Regions from separate parts of the Mus musculus genome. Here all the other regions are linked to region 2. The links are chromatin loops, found by intact Hi-C in ENCODE. Cell type or tissue: left cerebral cortex. All regions are shown on one strand.

Region 1 (2,500 bases), 63 kb after region 2:
CCATGGGTGTTTTGTTCCCAATTCTAAGAAGGGGCAAAGTGTCCACACTTCGGTCTTCGTTCTTCTTGAGTTTCGTGTGTTTTGCAAATTGTATCTTATATCTTGGGTATTCTAAGTTTCTGGGCTAATATCCACTTATCAGTGAGTACATAGCAGTATGTGTTCTTAACCAGTAAGACATCTCTCCAGCCCTTCTCACATCATTTTGAAAAATAAGGGTATTATTTCCATGGCCTAAAGAATGACTGGCGCCTTTATCCAGTTGCTCCTGAGCATGAGGATGCTTTGTGAACCTGCAGAGTTGCTTGATTGAGCTTTTGCTACTCTCAACTATTTTTCGTCTAGTGATTTTAGTAGCTGGACAATGTTTCTCTAGAGAAGCTATTCCAGCTGTTAACATTTTATCCTCTACAGAAGAATATGGCTTTGAATGGCAGGGTTTTAAAAAGGAAAACAAAACAAAACAAAACAAAAGCCTTGTTAAGGTCTCTGAAGCTTAAATAGTTTGTTCTCATTCAAGTTTACAAGGACGCTCAATTTTTTTTTTAGGAAACATATATCCACATACCTTTGGTTACCACAGAAGAGTAGCCACTTGCTTCCTCTAACTGTGGTTAATAAATCACTGCTTAGAATGTAAAGGCAGGATTGAAGCCAGTATACCCCCACATATTTGAAACCCACTCTAGAAATTTACAGCATTCCAGATTCCCAAGGCCTTCAATTTACCTAGCTGAACGACCGACATAAATCCCAGTCTTCGACCCAAGAGTCATTCAAGGTCATATGCCTCCAATAGTCATAAAGTTTAAACCTGCATCCTCTGCTTTCAGCATGTGAGGTCAATTCCCTTTGCGGTTTTAAGTTACTCAGAAACATACAGTTGTTTGTCTAGATGTTGCGATGACTTCCCAGAAGGCATCTTTAGAGGAGCTACTAGGGTGGTGATGGTTTAGCAGTTAAGAGAACTTACTGTTCTTGCAGAGGACTTAGGTTTAGTTCCCACTGACCACATCAGTCTTAATTTCTTGGAACTCCAACTCCAGGGAGTATTTGATGCCCTCTCCTGGCCTCTCTGGGTATTGCACTTGTGTGCACTCATGTCTTTTATAAGCATAACTTAAAATAGAAACATAAAAAGAACTGCAGGCAAAGTTTAACCCTTGAGAAGAACTGTTCTTAAGTGTGTGTGTAGAAAATGTTGCTGTTTTACCAAATCAATGGTATCCATAGAAAATAATATTGTGAATTATGGATTATTTGCAAGAAGCAGTACAAAATTAGCCACTGGGCCTGCTTCCAGAGTTGGAGTGAAGTTATGACAAACTGGATATTGATCGATGAGGGTTAGCACAGCCTATAGGTAAGGACTTGTTAGGCCAAGTAGATTAAGTTGTAATGAAATAGATTGCTCGTTGATGAAGATTTAAAGTGTGTAAGATCTGCTTGTTGTTAGTTTAAACTTGAAACCTCTGCTTTATGGAGATAGTTACTTCAGAATGACAATCACTTTAAAAAGAATGCTTTTATTGGTTCTTTGAGAATTTTATATCATATGTTTTGATCTTAGGCTTTCCTCTCCTGCAGCTCCTCCCAGATCTTCCCCCAGCCCACCTGCCCAACTTCATGTTCTCTCTGTCTCTCTCAAAACAAAACAAAACAAAACAAGCAAAACAAAGCAAAACAAAACAATGAAGCAGTACAGTTTATGTTAGCCAATCATTCCTGGGTATGGAGCCTGCCTAGGAGTATGATTGGCACGCCCAGTGTCACTCTATGAAAAACACTGTCTTTCTCTCTCTCTCTCTCAGCAGCTATCAAAAATCAGTAGCCCCGGGGGCTGGTGAGATGGCTCAGTGGGTAAGAGCACCCGACTGCTCTTCCGAAGGTCCACCAGAGTTCAAATCCCAGCAACCACATGGTGGCTCACAACCATCCGTAACAAGATCTGACTCCCTCTTCTGGTGTGTCTGAAGACAGCTACAGTGTACTTACATATAATAATAAATAAATCTTTAAAAAAAAAAATCAGTAGCCCCAAGACTAGAGGTGAAATGTGATTTGTACATGCTCGGCCCAGGGAGTGACACTATTTGGAGGTGTGGCCTTGTTGGAGTGGGTGTGGTCTTGTTGGAGTGGGTGTGGCCTTGTTGGAGTGGGTGTGGCCTTGTTGGAGTAGGTGTGCCACTGTGGGTGTGGGCACCCTAGTCCTAGCTACCTGGAAGCCAGTCTTCCACTAGCCGTCTTCAGATGAAGACTTAGAACTCCCAGCTTCTCCTGCACCATGCCTGCCAGGATGCTGCCATGTTCCCACTTTGATGATAATGGACTGACCCTCGGAACCTGTAAGCCAGCTCCAATTAAATGTTGTCCTTTATAAGACTTGCCTTGGTCATGGTGTCTGCTCACAGCAGAAAAACCCTAAGACAGCTTGTTTCCCTGGCTTGAGCTTGTGCTGGTCTTGTGAATGCTGTCACAGTCTCTGAGTTCATACGTGTGT
Region 2 (2,500 bases):
TGATGGCCAGCAAGCTCATTATTTATGGCACCAGAATAATCCAGCATGGTTAAAAGGGAAGGCTTAAATAGTGATGAGGCATCTTCTAAGAGCATAGCGGAGTTAGAACTTACGGTCCATCTTGACCCAACCACCACTCCAACTATATGCCAGCCTCACCTGAAGCAAACAGCAAGCAACGTGCCCGTGATCTTTCAGAGTAGCGTTTTGACCTATTTTAACTGCAGAGCCCATGGTACCGATTCCTAACTGGCTTTAATTTCTCAACTAGTCAAAGTGATGTGCCTTTGTCCTTTGTCTTTTATTTGTATTAGCATATATTAATTATTCATAATGTGCCCTATTATAGCATTTTCATGTGTATGTGCAGTGTATTTTGATCATCTTTACTACTCATTATTCTCTCTTGTCCCCCCTCCCCTGACCATCCCTGCTGATCTGCTTTCAAGTAAGCTTCCATCACACCTCCATCTCCTCCTTCCCTTTCTCCTCAAGAGTTAGGGTTGTTAAAAAAAGACCACAGGGCAGCGAAGTGCTTATAGAATTGTATGTGCACTTTACCAGGGCTACACCAATGAAGAAAACGACTTTTCCTCCCCCAGTTGTAAATCCCTAGGGATGGGTGGGGCTTCCTTAACTCCTCCCTAACACCAGGACCAGATTATGTTGTCAGCACAGCTGTAGGGGAGCACTGAGGTGCAAAGCCTTTCCAAACCGGGAGGTGATGCCCCCATCCCTTCTTCCTCCAGTTCTTCCATTCTCTCGGCCCCTTCTGCATGCTCAGAACGACGTTTCCAAAGTTCATTTTATGTTTAAGTGACTACGCAAGGCAGTAGATCTCATTAGGTATTTTTGAACAAGGTGTACTTTTAGTAGGGTCTCCTCAATCACTCCCACACTGCTTCTTAATGCTCCTAACCTCCCCACCACAACCCCCTATATAAGCTGCCATTCCCACGAGACATGTCCTTCCTTGGCACCTTTTTTTTTTCTCCTTCTTGCTTAGGATTTACCCACAATCAGGCACACACACACACACACACACACACACACACACACACACACCATAAAGGGGCAGTGAGGATTCCCATATGAGAAAGAAAGCATGCTGCTTGTTTTTCTGTGTTTAGGCCACGGCACTTAATATTATATACTTTCCAGATCCATCCATTCATATCCGCCCCACATCCTCATCCCTCCGCCCCCGACCCCTCCACCACCACCACCACCCCCGCCACCCCCCCTCCCGCCACCTCCCCCCCCCCCCCCCCCCCGCCTCCCGCACAAAATTTTGCTCTTTCCCGAGAGTCGTAGGCGACAGTCCCGATATTCCCACTAGGTGGCGCTGGCAGACCAGCTTGTGACACGTGTTCGCCCTGCCCCCTCCCAAGAGGCACCCGCCCTTCACTCTTTCCCTTCTGGGGCTTCCTGGGACCTTTGCTTTCCAGCCTTTGCTTCCTTTCTTCCACCTTAGGAGTTCCTGCTCCGGGCGTGGGCCAAGGCTGCCTCCTCCTCTGCAGGCCTCCTGGCTGCTTGTGTGAAATGTACCTCCTCGGGGCAACCCACTAGCCCTGCTGTGGTTTTCCTTGTTAGTTGAATAGAAGACATTGCTTGCTTAAGCTCTTTTGCTTTTATATAAAACGACGGAAACCTATTATAAAATTTATAAACACAGGAAGAAAAAAAAAAAAAAAGACGAATCTCAGCCTCTCCCACGTCACCGGGAGCTATATTGGAGACCATGATTCCATCTATCTATTCCGTATCCTTACATATGCAGAGATTAATGGCTGGATGGGCAGATAAACACACGGCAGATGGGTAGGGCACTTTATGACAGTGAAATCTGACTTCAATAAAGACAATTTATAGCGCATCTATTTGTGAAAGCTACACATTCCTTTTTTATTTATAGTTAGAACATTAAGAATTCAAAATACACTTGCTGTGTTTCACAAAACAAACAACCACTGTGTGTGTGTGTGTGTGTGTGTGTGTGTGTGTGTGTGTGTGTGTTCCTCTATTCATCTATCCATGGACCATTAGGTTGGTTCCATATTGCTATTGTCAATAATGCTGCAGGGCATGTGGGAACACACATATCTTGTTTACACAGTAATTTCGTTTCTTTGGATATATATTCCGATGTGGGAATGCTAGCTTGTGTGATCATTCTATTTTCAACGTCTCAAGAAGCCTCCATATGCTTTCCATCATGGCTGGGATAATTTATATCGTTCAGCCCTAACGTAAGAAAGGAAATCCTGACGCTGGAGAGAGACAATGCAGATGATGTGCGAGATAAGCCAGATGCAGAGACACACACTTCCCTGTGGTGTATCCTAGAAGCTGTGCTGTTGATAGGATGGACCATGGGCTATGGATGAGAATGGGGTGACATCCGTTAAAGCTTTAAATAAACGCCATTTATATGGCTGCTGAAAGGGGGGGAGTCGTCTTCTCCAGCGAAGAACCTCTAATAAGTAGATAGCCCTAACCA
Region 3 (2,500 bases), 110 kb after region 2:
TGCTTAGAAACTCCTTAGCTCCATGCACAGCTTTCGAATGATGACCGCTGTTGCTGAAAGTGGAGGTCCCCTCCAGCAACCAATTATAGGGTTCATTAGAAACATACTTCTAGACCCTCAAAAGAAATGGAGCCTGCTGACACACAAAACTCCAGGTTCTGGGTGGGGGAGGGAGGGGCTGGGCAACAGCAAGACCTTTTGCTGTTTTGAATATTTGTTTTTTTAAGAAAGAAAAGCATTTTAAAGACATATTTTATTTTTAATTATGCCCATGTGTGTGCAGAAGATGTGTGCAGAAGCAAGGGAAGGGTGTGTGTATATGAGGGTTGGTATATATATATCGGGTGCACGTGGAGGCAAAAGGAGAGCATGGCAAGCTAGAATCACAGTTGGTTATTACTTCTTGGGGCAAAAGTCTATACATCACAGAGATGTATAGACTTACTGTGTATTGCTGGGTGCAAACAACAACAATACCAACAACAACTCAGACTGGTGTCTTTAAGTTCCTCCTTCTCCCATCTTAGGACTTCTCCGTGTCATCCCTTCCCTGGGAACTACAACTTGCCATCAAGGATTCTCTTTTACACAACTTTTCCCCTCTTGGCTAGGGCCTACCATCTCCAAAGACTACCAATGCTAACCTCAAATCTTCACACACACACACACACACACACACACACACACACACACACACACACACACACACACAGAGTTGTCACAAACACAGCTCAGTGAAGCATATGTTTAGCTCTTCCTAGCTTGCTTGCTTTATAAGGTCTGTGTAGTTGCCATCCATAGCAAAGATGAGGCAAGGTACTATAAAGACCTTTAAGTGGGTGCAAAGTTTTAAAGCTCTCTGATCCAGGGACTCCCACAATGCTGTGAATAGATATGCCCTAGACAATCTTAATCCCACCAGAGTCATCTGTGATCCTTCTTCCTGGGCGGACACACCTCTTAACAGCTACCTGTGAGGACCTCCACTGTCTGCAAATCTTATGGTCTTGCCAGTGAAGGCCTGCGTGCTACTGCCACCTTGTGGCCGTATCATTTTGACCGCTGGCACCCTAGAGGCTTATAGTCTCCCATCTACCCCTTTGTCTTGCTTTTTGTTTTCCTAATGCTCTTGAAGAGGTTAAAGGGCTTAGTGAAAGACTGATTACGCTTCGGATATGTCTCTGAAAACCTGGGCTGTTTGTTACCTTGTTTTGGAAATGGTAACTTTTCTTTTGACAAAGCTACTGCCATTAAGGCAAGCATTTAAGAGACCTAGCAACATACTGAGATTGTAGGGGCATTGGGTGCGGGCCTAGGGGTGGGCTGTAAATCTGAACAGAGGGCAGGTGCTGTGGGGAATCCGGCACTTTCTTCCACTGAGGTTTTGCTAGTGACAAGAAAGGAAAATTTGTCCCAAAGTACACGTCATCTCCCAGCCTTCCCCCATATAGTGTTTGATATGACTTCCACTCTTTCCAGGGCAGAGTCATCACTATAAACGGTGTCATCCACAGAGCAAACTGCTCTGTGCTATTTTCTATAGAGTATTTTCCAGGATGATTTTATTACAGATCCTTTTCCACGTGTGTTCTCTTGTACGGGAGGAAGGATCACAGATGACGCTGGTGGGGTTAAGAATCATGCCTAGGACATGCCTATTGACAGTTCTATGTGAAACACAAGAGAAAGTAGACCTGAGAAAAATGCTGAGCCTGCACTTTCGTGCTTTTTTTTTTTTTTTTTTTTTTGGATTGAGGCAGAGGGCTAAGTAAGTGGTAACTTTTCAATAAGTTTCATTCTGGGCATGTTTTGACGTGGTACACTCTCTGAGATACACATGGAAAAGTCAGTGTGACTGTGAGTAGGACATGAAGAAAAAGGTTGTGGCGTGTGACAGAGATAAAGGCTTGGAAACCTGGTAGGTGGGGTGAGGAATTTGAATTTTATCTTAATCAAAACTGTGAATTTTAGCCGGGCGTGATGGCGCTCGCCTTTATTCCCAGCACTTGGGAGGCAGAGGCAGGCAGATTTCTGAGTTCGAAGCCAGCTTGGTCTACAAAGTGAGTTCCAGGACAGCCAGGGCTATACAGAGAAACCCTGTCTCGATTCCCCCCCATCCCCCCCCCCAAAAAAAACTGTGAATTTTATCCTAATCAATATGGGAAGCACTTAAAGATTGCAACAGAGCAGAGGCGATGCCTGATTGAAGCTTTAAGATTTCCACCTTGACTGCTCCAAGATCAGCAAGGGCATTGAAAAGCTTGGGAGACAATGCAAGAGATGCAGTTTTAAGGTGTTTTCTTTTGAGTTCTACATCGTCTTCCTTTTCTTAGCTGCTGACAGTGAGATTCTGCTGGAATAAATGTGTATTTGAAGCACAGATGTCCAGTGAGACAGATGTAAATCAGCACCCTAGGGCTGAAGAACTGGCCTCCAGGAAGAGAGAACGGAAGGATGCAGTTGTGTCCCTGACACAGCAGAGTGACTATCAGGCAAAGTG

What was found. Hi-C counts contacts between places; a loop is a spot of excess contacts. Peaks named below come from ENCODE experiments on the same cell type or tissue, not always from the same donor. Only the 100,000 strongest peaks of a DNase experiment are listed, where the experiment ranks them.
Region 1: it touches region 2 in a loop (5-fold over the local background); 5 of 42 quality-filtered maps call a loop at or near these places.
Region 3: it touches region 2 in a loop (10-fold over the local background); 8 of 42 quality-filtered maps call a loop at or near these places.

Annotation. Positions count from the first base shown.
Region 1 is chr5:126,669,925-126,672,424 of GRCm38, reverse strand. No RefSeq gene overlaps it. Among named protein-coding and RNA genes, the nearest start is that of Gm33239, 23 kb to the left of the region's middle. In left cerebral cortex, a CTCF peak has its summit at 1,070 (motif pointing left); a DNase peak (open chromatin) is centred at 1,059.
Region 2 is chr5:126,732,584-126,735,083 of GRCm38, reverse strand. The region is part of intron 2 of 1700081B01Rik (a long non-coding RNA gene); the gene reads right to left. Among named protein-coding and RNA genes, the nearest start is that of Gm33347, 6.6 kb to the right of the region's middle. In left cerebral cortex, a CTCF peak has its summit at 1,373 (motif pointing right); DNase peaks (open chromatin) are centred at 1,424 and 2,222; H3K4me3 peaks cover 409 bases; H3K27ac peaks cover 570 bases.
Region 3 is chr5:126,621,978-126,624,477 of GRCm38, reverse strand. No RefSeq gene overlaps it. Among named protein-coding and RNA genes, the nearest start is that of Gm33239, 71 kb to the left of the region's middle. In left cerebral cortex, a CTCF peak has its summit at 1,039 (motif pointing left); a DNase peak (open chromatin) is centred at 1,043.